Regions from separate parts of the Mus musculus genome. Here region 2 is linked to region 1. The links are chromatin loops, found by intact Hi-C in ENCODE. Cell type or tissue: left cerebral cortex. All regions are shown on one strand. Links, peaks and the distances in the headings refer to the core of each region. The heading gives the core; the rest is flanking DNA. Region 1 overlaps Klrb1a (killer cell lectin-like receptor subfamily B member 1A). Region 2 holds the start of Gm34755 (a long non-coding RNA gene).

What was found. Peaks named below come from ENCODE experiments on the same cell type or tissue, not always from the same donor. Only the 100,000 strongest peaks of a DNase experiment are listed, where the experiment ranks them.
Region 2: a loop joins it to region 1, with 4 times the contacts of the local background. A loop is called at or near these places in 3 of 42 quality-filtered maps.

What each region holds. Positions count from the first base shown.
Region 1 is chr6:128,596,948-128,612,148 of GRCm38, reverse strand. It overlaps Klrb1a (killer cell lectin-like receptor subfamily B member 1A), which reads left to right. Exons shown (of 6, transcript NM_010737.3): 6 at 2,298-2,922. The coding sequence ends at 2,451. Among named protein-coding and RNA genes, the nearest start is that of Klrb1a, 18 kb to the left of the region's middle. In left cerebral cortex, for the core only: a CTCF peak has its summit at 7,503 (motif pointing left); a DNase peak (open chromatin) is centred at 7,454.
Region 2 is chr6:128,796,463-128,811,663 of GRCm38, reverse strand. Gm34755 (a long non-coding RNA gene) reads right to left here and starts at 12,955. Exons shown (of 4, transcript XR_378057.3): 1 at 11,769-12,955; 2 at 10,630-11,110; 3 at 6,819-7,153; 4 at 5,833-6,115. In left cerebral cortex, for the core only: a CTCF peak has its summit at 8,303 (motif pointing right); DNase peaks (open chromatin) are centred at 8,429 and 9,557; H3K4me3 peaks cover 1,060 bases; H3K27ac peaks cover 696 bases.

The sequences.
Region 1 (15,201 bases), core at 6,204-8,703:
ACCAAAAGAGGTCATCGGCTCCCATTACAGAAGATTGTGAGCCACCATGTGGTTGCTGGGAATTGAACTCAGGACCTTTGGAGGAGCAGTCAGTGCTCTTAACCACTGAGCCATCCATCTTTCCAGCCCCCTCAAAGAATTTCTTAAATGGCACTCACTGTACATGCTGTGGTTCAAATGATCCATATGGCATCATGAGGTCTGTTTCTCAGTCAACCAGCAGAGGAGGAGTGAGTGTGGAAGGAGAAGAAGCAGAAGTTAGTTTGGAGTATTGACAGCTGAGAGAAATGACCACAAAGTCACAGGTTGCATTACAGTTTAACCAGAGTTATGAAAGAAACAAGTAGGGGCTGTGATGGAAACAGGCATTAATCAGTTTTCATTGCTGTAACAAAATCTCACAGATAAGCAAGAGAGGAAAATCATCTTGATTCACAGTTCAAGGGGCTTCATTTTCCTCCTGTGTGAGTTGTCATGGTAACCGTGAATGCAATGAGAAAGCTTAAATTCAGAGTTAAGATATACATTTTAGCAGTGTTTGTGATTGGATAGCAAGAGCAGATGATTCACTCATTTCATAAGCAAAGCATATAGGATTCAAATTTCTATACAGTGCTTTCAGCAGGGTTTTCAGGAGTGGTATGGAAGACTGGCTTAATAATCTTGCTCGGATACACTTAAGCAAATCACACAAATCGATATGGGAAATGTATTCCTTGTTACTCAGAATACATGAGATTGGAAGTAAAATGCTGAAACACATGTAGGTTTACTTCACGTGTAATGACAATGTATGAAGTATAGAAATTGTTAAACATATCAAGTTGGCGTACAATAGAGTAGTGAAGTGTACAGAGTAAACTCAGCAAATCTGTCACTTTACTCTGAGGACAAAATGACACTATGATTAGACAGAATCAGTTGGTAAGTCTGGAGGCTGCCAGGCTCAGTCGGAAGAGTTTCAGTCAAGCAAGTCCACTCTTGTTTTAACTCTCTGTCCCTGGCTTTCAGGTAAGGAAAGGGGAGAAACAGTTTCTCAGACAGGATTGTTTAGAGAATTAATAAGGAATGTTAGAGAACTCCCCAGCAGTCTGGTAGAAGACCTGGGAAGCCTCAAAGGAATTTTGAAAAGAAGTCATTGACTTAAACAGATCAGCACAAAGGAAATTATCCTGAGAGCTGAAGAAAAATCCTGAAGGGCAGAAGAGATAAAAGAGGGGGAATCATGGCTGGACTAGCAGGCGGACCACCAGGATGACCTCAGATTGTCTCTCATGGTCAAGGGCTCCACAAGGAACTAAACAAAGGAAGGACACTTGTGAGGGCGCCCTGCCCACTATCACATGCCACCTTCTTTTAAGATCCATCAGTGCGTTTAGAACTCATCTCTCCCTTACAATCAACCCTGAGACAGTCTGCATCAGAGCTTGAATTCTAATCGTGTTCCCACCAGCATGGATCGATGGGAACCATGCACAGCTGAAACTTATGTTAATTAAATATTTGTCAACCTAAGGAAAGAGCATGAAAAGAATTGTGACTATATATCACTTGAGCTGAGCCTGTTTCCCTCTCTGCATCCAGTTCTGTGATCTAGACCCTGTGAGCTCACTCTGTATATTGAATACATTCATTGTGCACCTACTGTATGTAACTGTTGTCATGCATTCATGGTTATCTTAATACTTCCCTAAATATTAGCTAGTTAAACCACATACTTATATGTTTGTATTATGCTTCTCTACTATTAATCTAATCTTAGAGATTTATTCATTCTGTTTTATGTATATGCATGTACTGTTGTCCATGGAAGCGAGAAGAGGTGTATCAGATCCCTTGGAACTAGAGTTCCAGACACTGTGAGCAACTATGTGGGTTATGGACACTGAACTCAGATCCTGTCCAAGAGCAGCCAGTGCTCTCAATCACTGAGCCATGTCTACAGCTTGACCCTGTATATTAAACAAAACTGAAGTGCTACAACATGAAGCTTTTCACATGATGTGTTAGAGTGTGAATCGATGCAGTAGAATGGGAGACTAATTATGCCTTTCTGAGCCTTCTCCTTTTTGTACAAGATTCTTTCTGGAAGGATCTTTCTTTGCCAATGACTAAACAGCAGTTTTAGAGGTTTCTATCCACTCTGCCTTCAATGTTCACAACAGGATGTTTGTGTTTACTATACTCAATAACTGTGCATTCTCCTCTCCCCTTTAAAGTCCAAAGGAAACCAATGACAGACAGGATAATTATAGAGAATCCTAAACACTAAGGGCGGATATTCTCTTCCTTCTCAGATTAAAAATCACTGGTGACACTGAAAATGACAGCTGTGCTGCTATCTCAGGAGACAAAGTGACTTTTGAGAGCTGTAATTCAGACAACCGTTGGATCTGCCAAAAGGAACTATACCATGAAACCCTGAGCAACTATGTGGGTTATGGACACTGAACTCAGATCCTGTCCAAGAGCAGCCAGTGCTCTCAATCACTGAGCCATGTCTACAGCTTGACCCTGTATATTAAACAAAACTGAAGTGCTACAACATGAAGCTTTTCACATGATGTGTTAGAGTGTGAATCCCATCTCAATTACTTTACCATCCACACCAGATCTCTGCACCTAACCTGTCTCTGCTGTCTGCCTCTCAGTACAGTTAGTGGCACAGCACATGGACTCTGAAAACACTGGGACTCTTACAGATGCCCATGTGTAGTTTCTCTATTCTGTAAAGGAGATAGAGATGTTGATGTGCCATTCTACGTGAGGGGTTCTACAAAAAGAAGCCCTGGCACCTGAGGTGCCCTGGATTCTAATCCTGGAGTCTGTGACCCCCCCCACCCACAGTCTGTGTCTGAGCTCATCTACAAAACAGTCATAAGAAAACCATTTACCAAAATCATTAAAATTCTCTTAATACAGGGACTGGTGCCTCATGTCCATGTTAACAGCATTGGGAGGCTGAGCCAGGAGAAGCAAGAGTTCAAGGCCAGCCTGGCTTTGGTGGATTGGTTCCCAGGTGGTGGCACTGTTTGGTAAGGTTTAGGGAGTGCAGCCTTGCTGGAGGAAGGTCGCTGGAGGAAGCCTTTGGGAGTAAAAGCCTCACGGACTTGTAGTTTGCTCTGCTTCACACTTTTGGTCCAAAGATGTGAGCTCTTGGCTCTCTGCTCCAGATGCCATACCTTCTGCCTTCCTCCTGCCATTATGTACTCTGACCCTCTGGAACAAAAAGCCAAATTAACCTCTTTCTTCCACAGGTCACCTCGGTCGTTGTGTTTTATCATAACAACAGAAAAGTAACTAAGAAATTGGGCCACATAGTGAGTTAGTCAGAAGCAACAACAGCATTGCTCTTGACAGTTAGTTGGAATGAACATGTCTGCAACCTAGGCAGGCAAGCACAGGGAATAACTTAGCGACTTGGGATTCTACTTCATTTGAGTTGTGCACACCTGTCTCCTTTGGGAATGCCCTTGGCAGCCTAGGTTCCTTTCCTGTACATGCTAGGCACACACCTCCTCTCTAGAGAATGAGTCAGCTATCTGTTAGCACCCCAAGACCACCACACATACCCCCAAACCAGCATACACCCTAAGACCACCAGATCCATAGAGCTGCACTTAAGCCTACCTTAAACCATGGAAGAAGTCTTTCATCCCCTAAGGGCCATCAAACATTGACAGTTTCTAATCAACTGTGTTATTAATGTATCTGGGTATAAACTAGTTTGGAGTCCATGCTCAATAAGGCAAACTGTGTCCCAAAGCGAACCTGTTAAGCCAACCTCCTATTTACCATCTTATGCCTAGCACAAATGAGCCATGCGTTATGAGAAGGATTTGGGTAACCTAAGCTTGTCAGCCAAAATAGAGAACCTCCCAAACTAAGCTCCTAGTAACCAAACCTCTTAAAGGGAAGCCCAAACAGCCATCAGGGCCCTACCGTACTCACTCCCATGGCTACATGTTCTCTTTAGAGTGCATTCCAGTCTATACCCTAGCCTCAAGCTAGATAAGCTTTCCCAGACACTTTGCTACTCGTTGAAAGAGGGACCATGAAGCGGGAAACACCCCATCCTGCCTTGCCATTGCCAGCATGCTTCATTTACATAAATGGTCAGTATTTGGGGGGTAACCCACTGATAGAGCTGGAGCCCAAGTTTGAGTACCCCCAACAGGCCCCGTCAGGGTCCTTTCTCATACACCTGGGGACACTAGGGAATCAGAGCGTGCTGTGCATGTGTCCTTTGTACTTCCTCCTAAATTCCTAGCATATCGAATTGGAAGGCAGATAACCCATAACAACTGTCTTAGTAAGGGTTTCTATTGCTGCAACAACAGACAACAAGCAAATTGGGGAAGAAGGGGTTTATTTGGCTTACACTTCCATATCACTATGTATCACATCGAAGGAAGACAGGACAGGAACTCAAACAGCAGGAACCTGGAGGTAGAAGCTGATACAGAGGCTATGGAGGAATGCTGCTTACTGGCTTGCTTCTCATGGGTTGCTCAGTCTGCTTTCTTATAAAACCCAGGACCTCCAGGCCAGGCATAGTACCACCCACAATGGCTGGGCCCTCCCCTCAGCAATCACTAGTTAAGAAAATGCCCTACAGCCAGATCTGATGGAATTTCTTAATTGAGGGTCTCTCCTCTCAAATGATTTTAGCCTCTGTCAACTTGACACAAAACTATTCAACACCACATCTAAACATTTGTGGGCATTCCATCAGCCACAGTGTGTTATCACACACAGGACAGTGCTGACGGGGACAGATGATAAATGTGGGTTTGTTTACACTTCTCATCGCCTGGTTAGCACATAACCAGGCTGCCTTGAACTAGTTATGTTTTCCTAAGTTAGGATCTGTAGCAGTACCAGTTAAACACAGACAAAAAGAGCCCAAATGAGTATTAAAAACAAACAAACAAAAACCTCCAAAACGTGTAGTTATTATAATCAGGGCAAAGGAGTCCGTAGCAAATGATTCAAGATCATTGCAAATGTAGTTAACAAAGTTATTTGAACTATAAAATAGTGATGGCATTAAATACAAACGCAGCTGTCCAATGATGCTTACATCCCTTAACTTTTGCTGCATGACAGTCATCTCAGCATCCAGTGGCTTTGTTCTTAAGATGAGATTAGTTGGGTGTTTTTGCTCGTCGAGTCTCAGCAGACCCACACATCTATGGAACCCTGACCGATTGTCTGAGTCCTGACTGATACTGGTTGAGCTCAGCTCAGGGACCATGTGACTGACACACTCATGGGTCTCCAGGTCTAAGTCGGGTTGTTTATGGGGTCCCTGGATAGACGCCAACTCAGAACTCGCCCCCTTCACATTCTCTTAGGTAAATCAAGTCAAAAGAGCACCCCAGGCCCAAGAACCTGCTGTCTCGTCTTCAGGGAAGGCAGTTCAAAGTCACTTTAAAATAAGCATTTCTGAAGCCCGAGAAACCTACCAATGGCCACATTCACACACACAGAAAAAGAATGATTCTCTCTCCCTGGACATCTGTCCGCTGTCACTAGCTCCTCTGTAAGGGGTGGGGATCATCTCCCTACCGTGCTGGGTTTTGGCTGGTCTTGTGTAAACAACCCCAGCTGCCGGGAGCCCGTGAACGCAATGGCTATGCCATAGCTGGAAGACAGCACTCCTCCCACTGCAGGCTCTCAGATTCTTCCTACCTCCTCATCCGCAGTGTTCTCCGGGCCTCTGGAGTGGGGGCTGATACAGGTGTCCTATTTAGGGCTGGAACCCAGTCCCTTATCCACAGCATCTTGGTCAGTTGTGCATCTCTCTGTCGAGGGCTGTTCACTGCACAAAGAAGCCTCTCTGACCAAGGCCGAGAGCAGCCCAGGTCTAGGGGTATAAACATACATATTTAGGAGGCCCTTTGACAGCATGGCCACTTAGAAAAATAACAATAGCAGGTTCAGTCAGGACTAAAGAAGAAGGTCCGGGTGTTTTCTAAGTTTCTGAATGCTAAATTCACAGCTGCAACTTTGAAAGGGTAGCATAAGGCAGCAGACTCCCAGAAGGAGCCCTGAGCGAGGCGATTGTGGCATAGTGCACAGTGTAATTTTCCTCAGAGGGCCAGTCTATTTCCTCTTCCAACAAGAAAATAGGCAACATTTCAATCTTGCCAGTTAACTTCTCCCCCACCATTGTGGTCTCTTTATTCTTAATCTGTTAATTTATCCAGCCTCCATGGTAGGAGCTGTCATTGCTGACCAAGGCAGGAGACTCAGAAGCAGGAGACATACTTGGCCCCAAACAGCTGGCTTCCAGGCATTTGATAGTTTCATTGAATTCTAAATTTGGATGTCAGCATCCATGCAGAGTCTCTCAGTTTCCTGTAATGCTACTTCCAGTGGGTCTGACATGCTCTCCTGGCCTCTGTGAGCACTACACACACACTCACACATACACACACACACACACACACACACACACACACACACACTCACACACACACACACACTCATACACACTTACACATACATACACACACACACATACCAAATCTTTACAAAAGACACAAAAGTGTATGTATTTCTCAGGTACTATGTTTACATATATACTATACTATGTGTATACATATACTATGTGTATATACACATTGGATAATGTCTGAAACTGGGTACACAAAGCTAACTTCTTGAACCTTTATCATTTCTTATGATGAAAGCATTAAATCGTTCTTTTCGCTTCCCTCCCCCTTTTAAGTACTTTATCATTTGATCTATAGTTACTCTAACTGTGCAATAGCACAGGGGAACTTTATACTCCTGGCCAATGGTAACTTAGTTCTCACCAATCCAAAGCTCTTTTCTTTAGAAGCAACTTCTGTTCTGCAAATAGCGACACTGCACAAAAAAATTTCATAGTATCTATAACTGCATATATGTCTAAAAAATTTTTTTTTACTTTTTGAAGTAGGGTTTCTGTGTGTTAGTCCTGGCTGTCCTGGAATTTTCTCTGTAGACCAGGCTGGCCTCTTACTCACAGAAATCTGCCTGCCTTTGCCTCTCAAGCGCTGGGATTAAAGGTGTGCACCACCACCACCCAGCCACCCAGTACAAATTTTGAATATTTTGATTTAACTCGCTCTTGCTCTCACTCTGTAACCAAAAGGGAAATGGTAATTCTTCCAACCAGAAGAAAAGCAACCCCAAATCTTCAAAACCAGTTCCTTCATTTTCTCCTCTCAAAGCTTGTGTCTTGGTGAAGTCACAAAATTAATCAGCAGGAGAGCTGGAACTTGAACCCAGATCTCTCCAAAGCTACCAACTGTTGCTTCTTAGACTTCCAGATGAACTGCAAATTAACTGGTCATTTGAGGACTTTCTCGTGGCGCACTGCCTTCTGGGGCAACTTCGCTTGGTTCCCTTCCTAGATCAGGCAAACCAGGGTAGATGTTAGTTACATTAGAAAGCATTTGCTTCTGCATTCACAGAATTTCAAAAGTGAGTCTATCGCCACCTTGTGTCCATAATATACAACTGCAACGTTGAAAGTATAGCACTTAGGGGGACTTTTCACATTTACCTAAAGGATGGGGAATGCTCTGTGTACACTGATATCTCTCAACCCAGGACCAATCATCATTATTGTTTTTTATTTCAAATGTACCTCATCCCTCTCTTGACTCCTCTTTTCTGAATGACTTGATAGTTGCAGGAAAAAACTAAGAAATAAAAAAATAAAATAAAATAAAAACCTAGCCGGGCAGTGGTGGCGCACACCATTAATCCCAGCACTTGGGAGGCAGAGGCAGGCAGATTTCTGAGTTCGAGGCCAGCCTGGTCTACAAAGTGAGTTTCAAGACAGCCAGGGCTATACAGAGAAACCCTGTCTCGAAAAGCCAAAATAAATAAATACAACCTAACATTCTAAGATCGGTCCTATATCTGAATTTTCTAAATTTTGCTAAACTATCATTAATATATTTTAGATCCTCCCTTCTCAATCCAGAGTTCAGCCCCAGTTTAGCGTTTACCATTGGTTGTAGACACTTTGGTCTCTTTTAATAAAGAGCAATCCATCCTTTTCTCTCCCACTGGCATCCATTGAAGAGTCCAGGACCAGCGTTCTGGGTGTGTGTGACCGAACATTTTATCCTTATTTCAGTTCCAGTGTTAAAAATTTGACTTCCAAGTTCTTTGACATTTTCCACGGGAAATGTGTACAGAGGGTGACCTCTCCCTTTCAGTCTGGTGACATAGAGGAGGATATCATTTAATCCATGGTTATTTGTTTGTTTGTTGTTTTTTGTTTGTTTGTTTTTTCGAGACAGGGTTTCTCTGTATAGCCCTGGCTGTCCTGGAATTCACTTTGTAGACCAGGCTGGCCTCGAACTCAGAAATCCGCCTGCCTCTGCCTCCCAAGTGCTGGGATTAATGGCGTGTGCCAACCACGCCCAGCCTTAGTCCATGTTTTGTTTTCAAACCTAAACTGTTAACAAATAGAATGAAATTAGTAGTATTTGAAGGGATGTACAAGTGACCTGTGTAAAGGCCAATAACTGTCTAATAAAGGTTAAACACTGGGAGCTTTTCTCAAGCAGAGTCAAGCACTCTGTAGGCAACAGTAATAGGTAGTGACGTGTGAAGAAAGGTAAGGCATGAGAATCTTTTAATACAGCTGTCACTCCTGAAGAATACCGTCTAAAATCCTAGAAGTGAACCTTTTGTGAACAAGTCATGTGAAAATCTACTATTTTATGAGCTACTTAAAAATATACATTAGTAAACAGCTTAAAATGGAGGTACCCTGCATGAGTGGAGAGTGCTGCTCCCAGATCACAGGTTTTAGAATTAAGAGCACAGTGCCATCTCTTGGTATCTCTGATACAAGATATCTCTGTATCTTGGTTGCAGGATACAGAGACATCAACCTGGAACAAAGCTAGAAGCTCCTTCCTTTCTGGCAACCATACATTGTGTCTGAAGATACTACACAGGCTTCTGCCGAAAAGGGGACTCATCAGTGGTCATACCCAGCTGTAGGCCCAGCATGATACATTACTGACCTGCCGGGCAAGGCAATTGCCACTGAGACAATAATGTCATGAGTGTTTAGGGGTAACCAACTGCTCTGCAATTGGGTTTGAGGCCTCTACACAGGATGGCGTACATGCGTGATTCTGCAGGCTTTATCAAATGGTAATTGGATATGCTGTCAAACTGCTTTCTATTGTACTCATAGACCAGGGCACCTTTCAGCCTTGGCCAGAGAATCTCCTTTTTGCAGCAGGCAATGATTCATGCAGAGACTTATTATCTGGCTGAAGTATTGAGGGTAAGTGACAGTTGCATGCTCAGCCATAAATGGGACATCAGAGTGTAGCAGGAACAGGGGGAGGGGGGAGGGCAGCTCTATGTAAACTCCAGGGGCTGCACAGCAGCTAAAGCATCTCCTGCAGGGGGACCTAATTGAGGACTGCCTGAGAGATCAAGGATTGCTTGCACGGACAATGCCAGCCAATTGGGAACTGACGTTTAGAAGAGATGCTTTATGGGGGACCAATAGGGTGCCGGTGGAGGGTTTTGAAGGAACTTGCAGCAGTATTCAGATGAGCTTGCTTGCATTTTTCACCTGCCCCCAGAGTCTGAGTCATTGATTACGTGCCACCTCATCTCCAACCCGCAAAGGCAGTAAGTCGCCCAGGGCACAGGCAGCATCAGAGAAGAAAAGGCGGAACGTAGGAACTAGAGGGTGAGGAGGATTATGGTAAACTGCCTCCTGTTATGACAGGGATGTACTGATCATAAGCAAACAGCAGCCAAGGATACCTGTACAAGATACCTTCAACATCCACTATGGATGGGGAGCTGCCCCAAGGTCCACCACTTTGTGAGAGTTAATGGTTTCCTGCAGAGCGAGCATCATTTCCTTCAGCACTATAGCTACTGGCAAGTTGCCCGTTGCTCTTGCAAACAACCCTCACAAACTCCATGGGAGGGAATTAGTTAGGCAGTAGATGAAGTTCAGAGGAAGAAAGCATAACGGAGAGTGATGGAGGGTTGACTAGAATCACAATACATTGTATGCATGAATGAACACACTCAAAGAAAAGGAAAATAAATGAAATATCCCTAAATATCACCAGATACAATTATTTTCTTCTGAGCTAACTTGTGGAATGTACTAGTAAAATGACAAGATGGTTTGCCAATTGTGTAAAAATGTCTAACATTAGACAGAGTTATCTTTTGGACCAAGTGTCTCATTTTATGCACTTGAACACTTAGGATGTATAGTCACTCAGGATTCGTCCTTCATTGTTTTGAATGAGCAAGAGACAGTATTGAGTATCATGAATAAGTTTAGCAAGTCGTGTTTAATGTGTCATTCCCTTTGATGGGAATGATTATTAAGCCAATCATACAGCTGCAGAGCCTCACTCCAGTTAGAGTATGTGGATAACAACATAACACAAGATGATTCTGTAACTTCAGCATAAAGAACATTTGAAAATCAGTGTGCACTGGCAACATTCACACTCCTGCATTCTTTGAGCATTTTGTCCGTCCTTGGAACACATCTTGTCTTAGTCAGGGTTTCTCTTCCTGCACAAACATCATGACTAAGAAGCAAGGTGGGGAGGAAAGGGTTTATTCAGCTTACACTTCCACATTGCTGTTCATCATTAAAGGAAGTCAGGACTGGAACTCAAACAGGTCAGGAAGCAGGAGCTGATGCAGAGGCCATGGAGGGATGTTACTTACTGGCTTGCTTCCCCTGGGTTGCTCAGTTTGCTCTCTTATAGAACCCAGGACTACCAGCCTAGGGATGGCACCACCCACAATGGGCCTGATCCCTTGATCACTAATTGAGGATCTCATGGAGGTATTTCCTCACCTGAAGTTCATTTCTCTGTGATAACTCCAGCTTGTGTCAAGTTGACACACAAAACCAGCCAGTATACATTTCATACTACATATTTTTAAATTTAATCTGAAATGAACAAAGGAAGAACAAAGGCGGATGAACTAAGTCATTGTGGGCTCTGCTAAAAAGCTTCTCTCTCTCTCTCTCTCTCTCTCTCTCTCCCTCCCTCCCTCCCTCCCTCCCTCCCTCCCCCCAAAAAAAAACTCAGGGTAAAATTACGTTTAGACTTCTAGCTAAAGCTATATTTGATCATGCATCAAAAACATTTGAGAAATTTCTGGAAATCTGCTTTTTCCTGAAGTTTATAAACCCTGATTTTATGTGTTTTTTTTTTTAAGATAAATACATCTGTGGCTGTTGATTTACTATCCCACCAGACTCTGACTGGCTCTGGTTAGGCAAACACTATATGATAATAATACCCAAATACCTCAAACTCGATTTTTTTAAACAAACAAACAAACAAATGTATTGAGTGTACTGAAAGAGTGTTTCCTAGACTGCTGCCTGCAGCCTGAGATGGTAGGTTTTGGTTTTGTCTACTTATTTATTACTCATACAGAGGCTCATGTAGAACAGTACTGCCTCAAACTCACTAGGAAGCTAAAAATGACCTTGAACTTCTAGCCCTTCTTCCCCCATCTCCTCAATACTGAGATTTCAGGTACGTGACAACACATCTGGAAAAACCCGTATCTGTAGGTTTCCTCTCTTCACAATACTTCAGACCAATCTATTCGATCGATTAGTTGACTTTGCTATATAGTATTTTAAAGGGTATCTTCATTTTATGCACAATTCGAATAAAGTAAGACTCTTAATAAATGAGTCATTAACACAGCACCACGATCAAGAACAGAAGATTAATTCCTGACTCTTGACCTTTCCTCCAGAGGACCTGGGCTCAATTCCCAGCATCCATGTATCAGCTCAGAACCCCCTGTGTGACGGTGATTCTTAGTTGTCTACTTAAAATGAACCACAATTCAGAAAATGCAAAACACACCTATGAGAGATTTCTTGCTTGGTTTGAAGTAGGTGAGTCCACTTCTAGTCTGGACCTATGGTGTGGGAAGACACACGCCATTAAACCAGACCTTGAAGTGAGAAGGCACACCTTTAATCTGGGCCACACCTTTGGCTGGGCATCTATATAAGGAGAGAGAAGAAGGAAGCTTTTGCTCTTTGCCTGTTTGCCCTCACCTTGCTAGCATGTCCATTCCTTCACTGGCATGAGAGCCAGCACCTACATACTTGAGATTCCAGCATCTACTGAAGATCAGCTGAGACACCCAGCTTTGCGGACTGAACAACTACTGGATTCTTGGACTTTTCATTCACGGCCAGCCATTGTTTGATTAGCTGGATTGCAGCCTGTAAGTCATACCAATAAATCCCCTTATCATATTAGAAAAAGATTCATTATAAATGCTGTTACTTTAGAGAATCCTAATGTGTAACTCCAATCCCAGGGGATCTGACGCCCTCTTCTGACCTACAAGGGAACTGCATGCATGTGGTTCATAGGCAAAGCATTGGCACACATAAAAAATAAAATTAAAATTAATCTAAAGGCTATTTTTACGGAAGAACTAAAGTGGTTATTTGAGAAATAAACTTAGCTAATAGCTAGTAGTTGAATAATTCATATTGGATCAGTTCCTTCATAATATTAATATAAGTAGCCATCCGTGTAAAAATACATACTGCGCAATTGTCCCGTGCTTTGAAACAGAAAGCCGAAGAAAGACAGGTTTTGTTTTCTGCTATTTAAGTAGAAGAGACAAATATCAGAAGCAATGTGGATGAAAAATTGTAAGTGCTGCCAGGGAGAATAAAAGCAGTCACGGTGAGGGAAGGAATTCTCCCGTTTGGGCATCTTGTTCAACAATGTTGTCTTACACATCGGCTCCAAATGTACAGGCTTCCTAAGAAAGGAGAAATTAAAGCATTTTATGCACAAATCTTAGTGTGGGCAAAATCTCTTGATAACGAAGACCTTTGTATTTGAAGAAGTGTCTGAGGAAGTCACTGGGTCTGAAGTAGGAAACACATTTTTAAATATTTGCTTTGGTTTAGGAAGCTGTTGAGTTTTGTGATTGTGAAACAGGATGAGAGAGAGAGAGAGAGAGAGAGAGAGAGAGAGAGAGAGAGAGAGAGAGAGAGAGAGAGAGAGAGAGAGAAAGAGAGAGAGAGAGAGAGAAAGAAAGAAAGAAAGAAAGAAAGAAAGAAGTGGAAATTGGGTATTACTCTAAAGCTGTGTGAACAGTCTGTGTAAGGCAGAACACCAGCTCTTCATGGCCTCCAGGAAGCCACCATCTGCTTGTTCTCAAGCAGGATTTCCATAAACTCCACAGACCTCACAAGGAGTCAGCACCTTGCCCTGCCCTGCCCTGCCCTGCCCTGCCCTGCCCTGCTCAATTCAAACTGACCCTGGTGGTATCACTTTAAGTACTAAATCAAATAGCCCAGCATACTGTAAGTCAGAGGAGTGTATATAGGATTCCAACTTAAATTAATGAAAATAAAGATTTGTTGTTTATTACTGTTGTTGTTGTTGGTTTTCTTGAGACAGGTTCTCTCTATGTAACTGGCTGTCCTGGAACTCACTATGTAGACCAGCCTGGTTTCAACTCACAGAGATCCTACTGCCTCTGCCTTTCAAGTACTAAGATTAAAGGAGTACATCACCATGCTTGGATTGTTTATTCTTATTTTTATGTTGGAGCTGGTGCTACAGACAGTTGTGAGCTGTCGTGTGAATGCAGGGAATTGAACTTTGGTCCTCTGGAAAAGCAATCAATACTCTTAACCACTGAGCCGTCTATCCAGCCCAAGATTCTACTTAATCCTAAGGCCAAGTGTCATCTGAGTCCCCTTATAAGAAGCACACAAACTAGTGAATCTCACAGAAAAGAGAGTAAAACAGAACTAAGGGGGAGTATAGAGTTTCCACCATACAGGATAGTAATTTCTGGAAATCTGCTATGAGACACTGTGCTTTTTAAACAGTATTAAATTCTGCTCTTAAAACTTGCTAAGACGGCAGAGTTCATGTCAAATGTTTACACCATAAAAAATAGTTCAAGAAAAATTAGTTTCAAATAGGAAATGGTTAGATGAATTTATCAGATGTACAGAAAACTTGTTCCTGATCTTACTGGTGGGGTGCGGGAACTTTGGGGCAGTAAACACAATCACAGGTATCTGGTTCCCCAAAAGTCTTGCTCTATGAGGCATTAGCTTGTGTGGCTGCATAATTTCTTCAAAACTAAAATTGCATGTTTCGATATACATTATTTTTGGCCAGGGCTATAAGCCTATCTTTCGTGATAATCATTTTACCTAAAAATTAAAAGCTCCATTTTTTTTTAAAACTGTTTCCCTTTGATAGGGGACAATGGCATCCACAGAGCCTCCCTGTTCCTCTTTCTAATACTTAAAGGTATCACAGGTCAGTGAACAAAGAGAAACTGGACACAGTTCAGATCATAAAAGGCTTAACAAAGTCATTAGTGTTCTGTGGACTCTCAAATATTTTCTAATCCCAAATAAGAACTTCCTTATTTATACTAAAAGAAAATGCCCGGCCTTTGAAAGATCTGAGTAACACTTAGATTTTTGTTTGGGGTTGTTATAGTTAGGTGTTTTTTGTTTTGTTTTTGTTTTGTTTTGTTTTCATTGCCCCACCTTTCCCCTCCCGAGTTGGTCCCGGAAGAAGGCGGAAGCACAGACTCAAAAGTCTCTGTGCCCGGGCTGAACTGAATTAACCAAACATTGTTGTAATTATTTGCGCAGCGACAGATCAATTAGGCAGAGTTCAAGGCACAGCAAAAATATTTATGGTCCTCCTCCTTCCTGGAACAATGCAAATGGCCTGGCAGCCGGGCTGCAAGCCAGCACTTGCTGTCCTATGTAAACTGAGCTTTTCTTTGGCTTGGGGTATCAGCTAAGCTAGGCACAGATGAAGCTTTATAAACAGGCTCGGAACCATAGAGACGGAACTCTGTACAGCTGTATAAACAGGCACGGAACCATAGAGACGGAACTCTGTACAGTGGCCACGTTCTACAACAGCACAGAGACCATCACCAAGGTTGGCTTAGGCCCAGATTCTCTACTGATTGCGCGGCCTCGATAGTTATTGAGTTCGTTCTAAATATCCTGTCATTAATGATTCATCTGATCTTTATTTAAAACCTGTGTCGTGGATGCTGCAGCTTTCCTCATGTGACAGACAAGGACACTGATTTTTCAAGAGATTTCAGCTTTCCTAATGACACTCAGTTTTGCCCCAA
Region 2 (15,201 bases), core at 7,270-9,769, 200 kb before region 1:
GTAACACAGTGGCACCATCAGAGCACACATCGGAAGGGAATATTCCCATCAATGATCATGTGCACGCTTGCCTCCTGGGATGGTATTGCTAACACTTTATAACACTGTTTAAGATTTGCCGAGTCCTGCCTGATGGCTCATGGTTCACCCCACACAAGAATGTAGTGTATGAAATCAAATAATCCTAAAGTACACATTGGGTGGAAATGTTTCTCATAACTCCCAAGAGAAGAAGAAGAAGGTCTGTCTCTGTCTCTTCTTCAGCATCAATTCACTATTTTGGAGGATTCCACTGGGATCATCTCTGGAACTCTAGCTATGAAGGTGGAATTCCACCAGGAAGGCTTGTGACATATCAGGTAGTCACCACCTCACCTGACAGACTCAGTGTTTATCGATACAAACTAACGGCAACTCTAAGCTACATCCCAAGTGTGGTTTCCCATCAATTAAAAACAAAATGAGAGTTGAATGGTCATGAGGATATGGAGGAAAGATAAAGTGCCACCCGGGTAGGAATGAAGGCTGACATGGCCGTTCTGAAAATCAGCAAGGGACATCTACTTGCCATCCAGCAATCCCACTCTAGCCCTATGGCCTGATTTAAAAAAAAAAAAATTGAAATGTTTTAGTTTAAATTTTCAAGGATGGAGGATGGGACAGGAAAGAGATAAGGGAATATAATCAGTTAGAAGTTATAGCAAAAACCAACAAAAGACCTTCCTCCTTTCAGGTACATATGTTACAAGTGGCGCACGCCTTTAATCCCAGCACTCAGGAGGCAGAGGCAGGCAGATTTCTGAGTTCGAGGCCAGCCTGGTCTACAAAGTGAATTCCAGGACAGCCAGGGCTACACAGAGAAATCCTGTCTCGAAAAACCAACATTAATTAATTAATTAATGAACTGATGCTGGACAGGCATGACAGGGCACTGCCTCTCCCTATGAGTTAGAAACTGTCCTCATAATAAATCTAAATAATCCAGCAGCAGCAAGGGCCTTCCCAATGGTCTTCCCCTGAGTCCCTAAACTGTGCCCACTTCCTCTTTTCCCTGTCTGTTATCCACAGGCAAAGTGAATTCATCATTTACAGTCTCTGCTTTCCTTCCCAAGTGTTATTTATTAAAATGATTTTGATGCAGGGCCTGGAGACCCATGCCAGAGATAACAACATCGAGGGAGGAGGCTCAAGAGTTCAAGCCCAGGCTGGGCTACATAGCTAGAGTTTGTCTCCGGAAGCTAAAGCCCAACAAAACTAACGCTTTGGGGATGAACTTGAACTAATTTCCAAAAGCCCTCCAGCCTTGATGGTGAAAAATGTGATCATTGACCAGGACCTGGTCTTTTTCTTGCTAATATCAACAGTAACTCAACAAAATCTATTATTTAAGGTAAACCTGAACCCAATAGTTTCATTTTTAACAGTATATTGGGGTTAAAGTCAGTACCTTACAGAGATAATCGGAAGGCTATTTTCATATTGCAGACTATTCATACAGCCAAGATATGGAACCACCTAGATAACAATGTGTAAGACTCTAATGAGCCTTAGCTACCAGAGACTCCTCTCTCCCCACCCCTCCCTGCCCCATGCCAGTGAACCAGAGCCGGTGATCAATGCAAAAGTAAGAGGAGTTTATTGTTCCAGCATGCTGGGGGGTCACCTTGCATCCAAAGGAGAGTCAACTACCCCAGTCAGCCTGTTCAGCCAGTTTTTATACAGTTTTCAGAGGTAGACTAGAGCAACAGCAACTAGACACAGTGTGATTGGCAGAACAACATGACTTTTAAACTGATTGGTCCTTAGGGAATGAGGTAGCAAGGGATTCCCTTGTCTGGGAGTGGCCAAGGGTTGGCCCATCCCGAGAAAAGTAATCTGTCTCTATCTTCAGGAGGGGAGGGGTGCCTATGTGCTCAATGACCTCTCTCTTCCAGGAGGGGAGGGGTCTGGTGGAATTTTCCGAAGGTGCTGAGCTGACCTCTTCAAACTCACAGTTGAGTATTAGTTTCCTCAGTTGCCCATCAGAGCCTTATGTTTCAATAATGTTACAAAATTAACCATCAAGAGAGTCAGGACTCAGACCCAGAACTCTCTCTGATCATTGCTTCAGTTTTTAGCTGGGCAGTGGACTGTGAGAGGAACCTGGTCCTCAGTAGAGATTAAAAGCCAAGTAGGAGCTTAGCTTGCTCCCAGGACCAGCCCTCTGCCATATAGCCACAGCCCGCCATCAGTCATGTAAGGGTAACCAATTCCCCATGCCCTTCCACATGTAGATGAGGCATCCCTAATATCTCAGAACAAGACAACAGGAAAAGAGATGCAATCTTTGGTCAGGTATGCTCAAGGCACAGATCTCCATGCTAATAAGGTACCTTTATGCACAGAGGGCATTATCAATAAGATTCCCTTCCCAGACATTCCTCCCTGCAAAAGTCCCGCATCCCCAAACCGCCCAGCCCTGTGGTGGAGCAGACTTGGGATCACAACCCTACATGTAGTCATCTTTCCACTATGCCAATTTGTTCTGCTTTGTTTTGTTTTTATTTTTATTTTTTTTGTTGTTGTTGTTGGTGGTGGTGGTAGTTTTTTGTTTTGTTTTTGTTTTGTTTTTGTTTTTGAGACAGGGTCCTGAAGCCCTGTGTAAATTTGAAGGACGGCCCTCAAATCCCCTCGTCTTGCTTCAGGAGTGCTGGGATTAAAGGCAGCTGAGATTAAGCCCAACCCCACAAAGCCACTTTGTACGTTGACTCCTGTTGTGTGAATCCTCTCAGGGCTTCCTCCCTACCTTCTGAGGAATCTTTGCACATTTCTCTAGACCCAGCAATACAAGACATTATCTTAGGAAGTTTTGAGTTCACAGCAGGAGTCTTAGCTCATAGATTGAAAGGGGAATCTGTCGCCACCTTGGGTCCATAACGCAGTGCTGCAACTTGGAAAGCAAAGTGCATTGGGGAGAAATTTCACATTTGCCACCTGGTGGAGCCTTGGCAGGCCCTGTGTTATGATAGATAGCCATAAAGTGTGAGAGACCAAACTGTGGGAAACTAGGCCCTCAGTAACTCTCACCCTGAAGATCCGCTGACCCTTTGAAGGGAATTATGTCACCCCTTCCTTCATTGCCTCCACCTTGCGCCTGAGACTGCCAGCTTCACTCCCTCCTTCACTTGGCGCCTAGAACTGCTTAGATTAAGGCAGCTTCACCTCCTCCTCCATGTCTCCGTTTGGTGCCCGGGACTGTTTCAGGGCCAACATTCCAAGATAAGCTACAAGAAGCCTGTAATCAGCATTCACCCCAGATGTCCATCCCTTTCTCTATATTTTATTATGCCCCCTCAACCCCTCCCTATTTTCTCTCACTGTGTGCTTATAATCAGACTTCCTAAGCCTTGACAACTCTTTGCTTGGTCTCGCTCCCCTTTCTCTGCCCGTTTCTCTTGCAGGCCTCAGTCCTCCTTGACCCATGGAATAACTAAGCCCTGCTGGACGGGACAATAAAGCCAGTGACCTTTCAATCTGACTCATTTTGGAGGGATTTGTTCAGTAGTAAATAGTACTTTTTAATACAACGGATAATCAGAACAGCAATATTTTCTTGCTCCTTTGGCTCCACGTTCAGCATCTGGGGCTAGCTTTAATGATGCCTCAGAGTCACAAGTTATTTCTATTTACATAAAAACAAATTCAGAGAATGTCTTCTGTTGGGAGCTATTAAGACAACACAATTGTCCTGATCTCTGAATTGGGCCTCTCCCCCCGAGAAGAAAAGGGGGTCAAAAGCGGTCCACCGGACGCACTGCTCCGAGAAAGTCAGCGCCGGATGTCCTGACCTCAAGATGTACCCTGATACCGCCAAGTTCCTGCTTCCCCTTGTAGTCGCCAAAAGAAAAATTTCCACTGCCCCATCCCTCCTGCTGAGAAGTACTTCCTCTTTTTCTGCTGCCCCATCTCTCCTGCTGAGGTGCATTTCCTCTGCCCCATTCCTTCTGCTGAAAGGCACTCTCCCCCTTTTGCTTGTGAATTTAAACCTTGGGCCTGGCTAATACATTTGGGGCTTTGATGCAATTCAGAACAGTTCCAAGTCGTTATGTGCACAAGGCCCTTGTCTCTCTATACCCCCCCCCCATTTGGTTATTAGGAGAAGGTCCCCTCGAGACCCTCGAATAACTGGACCTGCTGGATGGGTCAGTCTTCCTAAAGCAGTTACAAATAACCTGCTTCTTCTCATAAACACATCCTCAGTGCAATCATGTGTCCCAGTGCTGAAGTGAATATTTTCATGTGACTGCCATTACCCAGCACTGAATCCGTTCTTATACTTAATTCTTTTTTAAATTTTGGGTTTTTGTTGTTGTTTGTTTCGAGACAGAGTTTCTCTGCACAGCCCTTTACACAAAACAAAGAAAATGCATACATAAAACGCTAGGGGGAGCCAGGCAGTGTTTACAACTGAGATAGGAACAGCCCTATCTAAAATCAGATATTCACAGGACCCAGGTACAATGCTAGTCTATTGTTAAACCCACCACCAGGGGTCCCTTAGTAAATACCTGATTATGCTATTCCTCTGGGCCTAGTAAAAAACATGCACTAGGGGAGTTCCATTCTACTAACCCTTTCAGGAATAATACAATACTCCAGTTCCTCTTTAACCCACAACCCACCTTCTTTCTACTATTATGCAATGTAGGCTGCCATTCATGTCTGTGATGAGAATTCTAATATACTATGTCGAACTAGCCCTGAGATTACTAGCTCCTATCCAGCAAACTGAAATACCTGATTCCTTTTTTTTTTTTTTTTTTTTTTTTTTTCGAGACAGGGTTTCTCTGTGTAGTCCTGGCTGTCCTGGAACTCACTCTGTAGACCAGGCTGGCCTCGAACTCAGAAATTCGCCTGCCTCTGCCTCCCAAGTGCTGGGATTAAAGGCGTGCACCACCATGCCAATACCTGATTCCTAACTGTCAACCCTGGGGCATTTCGTCTGAATAGGTAAAAACATTCTTATGAAATTTCAAACCCAGGGTCAGCTCAAGGACTGCCTAGGACATTGATGAAAGTCAGGCAGTAGAGTTCAACCTGATTAAGGTATTTGTAAAATCATTTCTTGAAGTACCCAAGGAGCTGAAGGGGTCTGCAACCCTATAGGTGGAACAACAATATGAACTAACCAGTACCCCTAGAGCTCGTGTCTCTAGCTGCATATGTAGCAGAAGATGGCCTAGTCGGCCATCTTTGGGAAGAGAGGCCTCTTGGTCTTGCGAACTTTATATGCCCCAATACAAGGGAACTTCAGGGCCAAGAAGTGGGAGCGGGTGGTTAGGGGAGCAGGGCGGGGGAGGATATAGGGGACTTTCAGAATAGCTTTTGAAATGTAAATGAAGAAAATATCTAATAAAAAAATGGAAAAAAAAATCATTTCTTGGAGGCAAGTATAATAAAACAATACTGAAAGAAAGCACACAGATCCATTGACAGACAAACACAGTAACAGGTTTGGAGCATTTGTGCTAAGGTTCCAGGAGACTGAGTTTCTGTGAAACTCTTTGTCTCCGGATTGGGTCCAAGCTTTAGGGCCTGTCATGCAGTCTTCACTGGAGTGGGTGTGGCAGAGGGTCATGTTTCCAGATTCAATTTTCATAGCCTGTTTAATAATTTCAACTATATCACTATGAAATAAAATGCAATTACTCTTGCACATAAGCACACAATTACATAATTGTAATTAATATCTCAACCAAATGCTCCTTGCCGTTAGTTATCCAGTCCCTCCGCTTCCCTGACTCCAGTGTAAGGACCAGAGCGAAGCCGGGGCGACTCTACAACTTTCCTCCTGATGCTTTAATTGCTTATAATAAGCATCTAAACAGCCATGACCCACATGCTTGCCACAACTGCAAGCACAGCAGACGGGAAGTAACTGCCATATCTGTGATGGGAAGAGCTCAGAGTGCAGAGCGGTACACCCGCGGCCTCAGGACCACTGCATTCGTACCTTCTATAGAACTACCGGTCTCTTCTCGTCCACACCCTGCGAGTATGGCCTCTTGTTAGCCCTCCACATTTCTTTCATTCAGCTTAGTAAACCTTCTGATAGACAAGAGAGCTGATTTCAACCCTGTGGAATACAAGTGACACTTTAGCACATGAAAATCACAGGGCACGGTGTTAACAAAGGGAAGACAAAAGTCACATGATTATCTCAGAGAACACAGAAACAACACTGACAAGGTTAGACGCCCCTTTATGGTGAGGCATTCAACAAACTAGGGGAAGAAGCCCCAGCACTAACATGGTGATGAGCATTTTTAAAAAGCCAGTGGCTAAAATCTTACTCATTGGGGACAGGGGTGTAAATACTCAGGGCAAGTGCTGACCCCTGCTGGCCAGTAAACACACCACACTGCTGCTCAGCATAGATCTGGAGGCCATAGGCACACAAAGGAAGTAAAATACAAAGACATTAGAGAAGACATCAAATCATGTCTGTTAGCAGAGGACATGCTCTTTAAAATTATGTTTATATGTAAAGGAGATTTCTGGCTTCTTTGGAGACTCAGTTATGTCATGTGATGTTTTTCCAGAAACGGTCTTATGACAGGATGTTTAAGCTGAAGAAGACGCATCGGAGGATGTTTTGTTGAGAACAGACATGTGGTATTTTTTTGGAAGCTGTCTGGGAAAGGGACATGCGATGTTTTGCTAGAGCAGACACTTGAGAGAACACATGGTATTTGGGAAGGGCATAAATACAACCCAACAGACAGTGGGCAACACTGAGTGGTATTACAAGGACAAGGTATTACAAGGTATTAGTTCACCTTGCCACTCTTTGCTGGACATGTTGGGCTTGGCCGTTGCTGGTCTTCGCTGACAGTGCTGTCTGGTGTTGGTTCACCTTGCCCCTCTTTGCTCAGAACCTTGCAGTTTTTTCTGGATTGCGCTGTCATTGCAGATCTGTGAGTGGTGTTTGTGAGTGGATTGAGCTGCCACTGCTGACGTGAGTGAACTGGACTGCTGATTTCCTGGCAACGCAGACTGGATTCTTCCCAAAGAACTATTTCTAAATAGGTCCACATCCTCGATTTCTGTCCAATGCAGAAATTGGCCACTATATCATTTACTTTTCTGATGCTGGGATCACGTCCAAGGCAATCTATAAAAGAAAGAGTTAATTTTGGCTTATACTTCCAAAAGATTAGAATCTCTAATAGCAGGGAAGAGCCAGCAAGCAGGCATGATGGCTGGAACAGGGTGCTAAGAGCTCAAATTTGAAGCACAAGCAGGAAACAGAGAGAGACAACTGGAAGTAAGGTGGGACCTTACAGTCTCAAAGCCTGTCCCCAGTGACATGTGACATATTCTTCCAGCAAGGCCACACCTCCTAAAGCCAGTGTTCAAATGCTCAAGACTGTGAAGGACATTTCTTGTTTAAATCATTACAGTCACCAGTGTACATCACTAACAATGAGCAATGCTAGGGGAAAGCTTAAATAATTCCACTAACAATACCGGGAAACAGACTGAATAATTTAGGAATAAACCAAATTATAAATGGGAATGTTTCACATAATGAAAGTCAGAAAACATTGCTGCATGAAGTTAAAGCAAACACTAATAAATGGCGTCTTGGGTTAATGAGTTGAATGAGGAATATTGTTGAGATGGTCAGACTAACAGTGATCTACAGGTTCAAAGCATTCCCTATCAAACACTAATAATGCCTTCTAGAACTGCATGGGAGTTGAATCGTTCAAAACACTTCGAATATATACAAAGCTGGAGGATGTAGGTGGGCTTATTTGAAAACACACTAGTAACCTATAATAATGAAATAAGTATTAGATACTGACATAGAGGAAAAATAGAGCAAAGTGAAGAATAGAGAACAAAGAATATTAAATGTTCACGTAATGATCACATGGTCTTCACATGGATACCAAAACCAAACCAAGGGAGGCAGGGTCAAGGGGGACGACGACAACAACAGTCTATTGAGCGAATGATGGAAAAAATGGATGACAGGTTTAGGTCCTACCATGTACAAAAATAAATCAGAATGAGTTAAAGAGATAAACAAAACTCTAACATTCTAAAATTTCGATAGCAAAACATAGAGGAAAATACTAATGTCATTGTATGTGGTGACTTCTTGGTTGTGACATCAAAGTACTGTCCAGAGACGCGGGAATAAGCAAAAGAGGCTGCATGGATCTTGAAGATGTTTTACAATGGTCTCAGTTAAGTCTGAAAGCATAGCTGCTGCTGCTAGGCTCAGGAATTGCCTGAGGGTGAGGGAGTGCGCTTCCCGGGAAGACCGGCAGGGGGCGCAGAAGCGAGAAGCGCCTTCAGGGCTTTTGAGGCAATGATTCCTTAGAGAAAGGGGTGGTGGTCATGAGTTCGGGAGTGTTCGCGAGGCCTGTTTAATGCTATGGTTTGGGTTGCCTGAAGGCAGGGCTTAGGACTGCAACTAAGGTTCCGGACTCCTCCTTCATGGGCGGGGCTAGTGACGCCATGATAGATCATAGCTAAGTATGTTCGAAACGGCCGCTGTAACTGCCGGTACTGGTGGTGCAGGCCGGTAGGATTTGCTGAAGGAGGCAGAGGCAGGAGGATCTGGAGTTCGAGGACAGCCTGGTCTACACATTTTTTTTTCTCGCCAAGAAAAGACCAGCTACCGAATGAAATAAAGTACCCATGCCCACTAAAATTCCAACACCCAAGAAACCTCATCGCAGCCTCGGGTCACCCTCTTCAAGCTCGGAAACCGGCACCCAGCTCATACCAGTTCTTACAGACACACAGGCACACATATACCTATGCACGCCCTCACTCCACACTCCTCTCTCCCCCGACGGGCTCCCTTTCCCTCACAATACCCCTGCTCAGCCAGCACAACCCTTAAGTTACATTTCTCTACTTCTACACGCTCAAGGGCTCTGCCTCTAGACATCAACTTCAGGGCTCATTGTCTGGCCTCACAGGGAACAGCCAGCACAGAGATCCGCATTCCCAGTCTCTGCTCCACACCCTGCATGTGATACACAGATTTGTCCTCTCCTGTCTGCCCTATTCTCCTAGCATCGTGACCTCTTTTCCTCTTCACTGTGCCTGGTACACTTTCTGTCTCCACCAGCTGCCTTTGCTGGTGACCCATAGTCTTTCCCCATCCTCCTCCTCCTCCTCCTCCTCCTCCTCCTCCTCCTCCTCTTCCTCCTCCTCCTCCTCTCTTTGATAACTGTCACTACTTCATGAACACCTCTCTGTGTCACCAGGACACAGGCGTTCTCATCCTCATTCATCCTTCAAAGGCTCCTGAGATGAGCTGCCCCTCACTATTCACGGCCCCTTGGTGATCTCTCACATCCCCAGACTCCTGTAGTAGGGCCAGGGTTCCCACGCACCGGGGCAAGCCTTCCTGTCATGGCGCCACTGTGCTTGTATGCTTACTGACCAAGGCTCCACAGGCCTCTAGGTTGACCTCCTGGGGGGAGTTTTGTGTTCTCTGCTAGTGATGGGACTCCTACTGTCCTTGCTAATGTCTGATGCTTGCAGTCGTCAGGACCCAAGCGTCCTCTGTGCTTGCGGAGCTAGAACATAGGGATGAGGCTGGCTCTAGACTCTCAATGTCTTCCTCACATAGTGCAGGTGGCATATGGGAGGCTGATACTAAATGACTCCTTCTTCTTAAGGCTGAAGAATGTGCGGTCCTGAAGCACACAGCAGTTGCTGTGTAATTCTTCCAGACAGCAAGCAACCACATCTGTTGTTTCTACCCTATGGTCGGTTGGGTCCTGTTGTCATCAACATGAGCATATGATTACTTACTTAGAACCCTGCATGCACATCCCATGAGCCACAAAGTCTACCAAGACAGTTAGGAATGCAACTCTCTTCAAAATTGAAAGCTTACTTAAAATGTGATGAGGTGTGTGTGTGTGTGTGTGTGTGTGTGTGTGTGTGTGTTGTTTGTTTGTTTGTTTGTTTGTTTGTTTTAACTCAATCATGTGAGTCTCAAGAGTGAACTTTGTGGGTGACAACATCCTGTTCAATGTTGGAAATGTCTGTTTGAACATGAGGTCCTCACTGTGTGAATATTGAAGGGCAGGATGCTGAAGCAGTAGGGCATGGTCCTTCCTAGCTTGTCTTGACTCTAGTCATATAACCAACCAGGTGGTGCTGGGCTATAAGAAAAAGCAAACGGAGCTAGCCATGGGAAACAAGCCAGTTAGCAGCACTCCTCTGTGGCCCCTGCTTCCATTCCTGCCTCCAGGTTCCTGCCTTGAGGTCTGCTTATTGGGGTGTTTGTTCATAAAAGGCAGTGACTGGAAGCTGATTAACCCTTTCCTCCACAAGCTGCTTTTGTCCTCGGACTTTATCACAGCAATAGAGGGCAAACTAAAACAAAGAACCAAACAGTATGTGGCCGTGATGTGGAAATGTTCTACAGTGAGAATTGCCTCAATGAATCACAGGACATAGGATTTAAAAGAAAAATGATAAACAGAAGCAAAGATGTGAAGGGGGTTTCAGAGGTGCACTCAGTAAAGACGTATAAACACTGAAGGAAACGCAGGATGAAATGGAGATAAAATTGGAAACCTGATTATTCCACTTGTTAGAGACACTCACAGTTCTGGACAAGGGGCGCCTTCAGGCAGCAGCAGCTTTTACTGTGTGAGGACTCCAGTCTTGGTGGAGAGAACCAGACCAGAGCAGAACCTAGCCAGAACAGCTCTGCCCGGTGACATATGTTTTAAAGGCTATTCTAGACCCACAGGCTGAGTTTAAATGGCTGTTATGTAAAGAAGGGGAGGACCCCTTGGGGAGTATTGCAAGGTCACCCGTGGCATTTTGGTAGAGACCAAACTGCACTGTGGTCTCTTTGTCCTTCCTTCAAGGCCTCCGGGAAGGCTTAGCAAGCTGAAGGGATGTAGCAAGTTTTCTGTACATGCAAGGGCATCACTCAGTCCAGTGGCTGCGTTCTCATTTTCATCGCAGTGGCTCTCTTGTGATCCTAGCGCACATTGAGAAGACTCAATGAAAAACCTTCCTTAGGAGAATGGAGCAAGTAGAAGATAGAATGTCAGGACGTGAAGGCACAGTAGAGCAGCTGGAACATTCAAACAAAGAAAGAAATAAAATGTAATTTTAAAATTATTACTATTATCAAATATTATTAAATAGTAAATGTTGTTATTAAATTAAATAATAATTGTTAAATATTTTTTAAATAATTTAAAAATAAGCATGCAATAATTTGGGGACACCATGAAGCACAAATTATGAATTGAAGGTATAGAGGAAAGAGAAGCCTCTCGTATTAAATATAATAAATGGGATATACAGAGAAGGCCCGGGGTGCAATGGTGCTCTGGTCTGTTAACTACCAGGTCACAATCTCTTACCTGTGATCTGCTCTTAAAATGCCATCGTATGTTGAATCCGCCCAGGGATTTATCCATTCATTCCTTTAACCCCCTCAAAGTCTAATAATATTCACTGGACACGTCCTCACAAACACTCACACAGATGTGCTTTATCATATTAGGCATTTAAAGAAGCTTGAAAGTTTCCAATTCATCCTCGAAACAAACAAACAAACTGCTCCGATATGGAAGGAAATGAATGAAAGAAACATCGGAGCTCACAGTCAGAGCCACAGAGTCACCGGCAGACACCCTGAGACCTTATCACACTCCCCTGCCCTCACCAGCACACTAGAGATCTAATTCTGCAGTCTCTTTACCTGGACCATTGTGTCTGCTTACCTAGAAAAAGCCCTGGGCACTGCAAGAGGGCGCAAGCCAAGGAGGAATACAGAGAATTCAGAGGAATGCACGCCTGAAGGTGCGGGAGTGTGTTTGCTGGGGTGACCGGCAGGGGGCGCGGGGCGAAAAGAGGCTTCGGGCGGGGCTCGTGAGGTTGCGGTTCCCTAGAGTGAGGGGTGGCTGACGTTAGGCGGGAAGTGTGCGTGAGACCGGCAGAGAACCGCATGAGCCAGGTTGACGGTGCGGTTTGGGGCGAAGGCCTGCTGGGCGTTGTACCCTACAATCTCCTCGTTGGAGAAAGCGGTGACGTCATAGAATACATAGCTAAGTAGAATCGTTGCAGCAGCAACGCCTGCCGGTCCTGGTGGCGCAGGCCGGTAGGATTTGCTGAAGGAGGCAGAGGCAGAAGGATCTGGAGTTCGAGGACAGCCTGGTCTACACACTTTTTTTTTCTTTAATTCCCAGTTTTCTCCTGGAAAACACTCACTTTTTTTCTAAGTACAACACGAAAACAAATTCACGGCCACACGCCACCCCCAAACACATCTCTAGAACTGACACCATTCCGAGATCCAGTTTCCTCACAGACCCTCACGCCCACGCACCCAGATCGCATCCTTCGCGTCCTCCGGGCGCATAGGCACCAGTGCAGCTCACACGCTCTTGTCCACGCAGAGCTGCACACGCCCGACCCTCCTGTCTTCTCCCCACGCCACGCTTCCGTCCTGACACGACCCCCTTCTTCCAATCCGTGTCCTCAGTTCTCGGGCGAAGCAGCGATCAGTAGTCGGCCGGCGAGAAATGGTCGCCGCCAAGAGTTCGGTTTTGTTTGTATTTGATTTTGAGAGGAATTCGGGGAATGATGAAAGTTTCAATAGCAATGACGTTCAGCCACGCCTGGTAGCTACATGAGCTCAAGAATGTGCCTCCTGGGCGGGCTGGAGAGATGGCTCAGCCGTTAAAGGCTAGGCTCACAACCAAAAATATAAGAGTTCGGTTCCCAGCACCCACGGCTGTCTCTCCAGCCACCTTTTTTGCCTTATACCACACACACAAAACACACTCCGAGTGAGCGCGCAAAATTAAACAGAAAAACCCTGTCTCGATTAAAAAAAAAAAAAAAAAAAAAAAAAAAAAAAAAAGAGGAAAAACTAAATAAATCCCGTCTCTCCTCACTAAATTGCAATTAAGACATCATTTTGTTGCCTTTAAGCAACGTAATCAATTTCAATTGATTTTTAACAGATATTTCAATTGGTTTTATCGAAACCAGCTTCAAATCTACACGTTCTCCCAAGGCTCACAGACACTCAGAGACACCGAGAACACTTCTCTAGCTACTCTGCACCATCTCTCTTCTGCCTGGTGTTTTTGACATCAACTTCAGGGTTCACAGTGTGGGCTCTCAGGGAACACCCAGCCATAGAGATCTGCACCCCCACACTTCTGCTGGTCCACACCCTGCACTTGATTTGCGCGTGCTGGCGTCTGCCCTCTTAGTCACTTAGTGTGATGACCTCTTTCACCTGGTGTGGCTTTCTGAGTACATGTCCTGGCTGGGCTCTGTGGAGTAAAATGTTTGGATGTCTCCTGAGATACAGTGGTCCCCTAACCCTCTATCCTCGCCCGTGATCAAAACCTTTAGGGGACAGAGTAATAAAGGTTCTGGATTAGCAAGTGGGTGAGGGTTTTAGAAAGGCCGAGCAAGGAAAAGAATTCCTAGTTTCCTTGTCCTGCAATGGACCCCAGGGACTCCTTGCCTTTTCCATAACAACTACAACAAAACGCCCCTCTGCTGCCTCTGGAATCGGTCAGTAACTTCAGAGAGGAAGCTGGGGTAGAAAAGGCTCCAGACAGTGCCCAAAGGATGGAGAAGGGGGAGCCGTGTTCACAGAACAGCCATGTAAGGCGGGGCTGGTGTGGGGCTGTGATACTGTTCATCCTAATTAGGTTTCAATTGTTGTGATAAAACGTCAGGGTCCAAAATAATCGAGGGTATAACTACAAATTTACAGTCAATAGCTCACCAGGAAAGGAAGCTGGGACAAGAGCTGAAGAAGACTCAGAAAAACACTGCTTCCTGGCTTGTTCCTCATGTTCCTCATGTCCTGCTCATATTTGCCTGTCTACACCCCAGGACTACCCGCCAAAGGGTGGCACAGCCCACAGAAGGATGGACTGTTTCACATCTATCACCAGTCACGAAAATGCCCCCATAGAGTTGACAATCTGATGGATGCAAAGTCTCGGCCGGGGTTCTCTCTTCCCAACTTGGTTCAAACTGACAAACCTAACAGCACACTGGTGTTTTCTCTGGGAAGACCAGCAATTCCCACCGACTCCAGCACCACCTCTTCTCTTATGACCCCGCTAGTTCTTGTCAGGGCCTGTTGGACCTGTCTTTAGGCATTTTTCTACCTGAGAACTGTCTACAGTACACATCGTGCTCACACATACCGCATAAAATACACACATACACAACGATCTTTAAAAATAGAAATGAACCAAGCAGTGGTGACACACGCCTTTAATCCCAGCACTTGGGAGGCAGAGGCAGGCAGTTTTCTGAGTTCGAGACCAGCCTGATCTAGGACAGCCAGGGCTGTATATAGAAACCCTATCTCAAAAATAAATAAATAAATGAATATCTAAATAAATAATAGAAATGAGCCAAAATGTGGGATAAAATAACACATACATAGTAAATGCATTGAATATTCTTAATGCTACCAAACTAGGGGGAAAATAGTTGAGCATTTTTAAAACTGATACTTCAATTACTTCATGCCCTGTGTTTTCCCTCTGAGGGAAATTCCCATGTTCACATAAAAAGCTGTCTGTGTTTACAACGACTTTATGAATTAACCCTTATATTTTACAAAAACTCAAATATCCCTGAGCTCATGACAAAGTAAACCAACTTTACACAGCACTGGGGAAAATGAGTGAAAAGGGAAAACGGGGTCTTCATGCCTGCACCTGCCCATTACTTCTGCTGGCTAAATGTCTGCAGCTTTCTGCCCACAGAGGTCCCTAAACTACAACCCGCTGGTCATCTTAAGTTTCCCTTAAAGCACCTTTCTGCCCAAACAGTTTCCCTTGGGCTAGCAAAATGGCCCTGTGAGGAAAGCTTCAAGCCTGGCGACCTGAGTTCACTCCCCGGAACCTACACAAAAGTGGAAGGAGAGAACCAGATACATATAGTTGTCCTCTCACCTCTAAATGTGGGCCATGGCACGTGTGACCCCCCCCCCCACACACACACCCCACCATCACCATCATCACCACCCAAAACAAAAACAACACAAAAACCCCACCCCCTTGCACTATTTTATTTAGAGAATCTGACCACAGAGCAGCGGTTTTCTGCTGGGAAATTCTAACGGCCAGCATCCTGTTCTCATTCTGCTCACACTTTACCCACCAGTTTCCT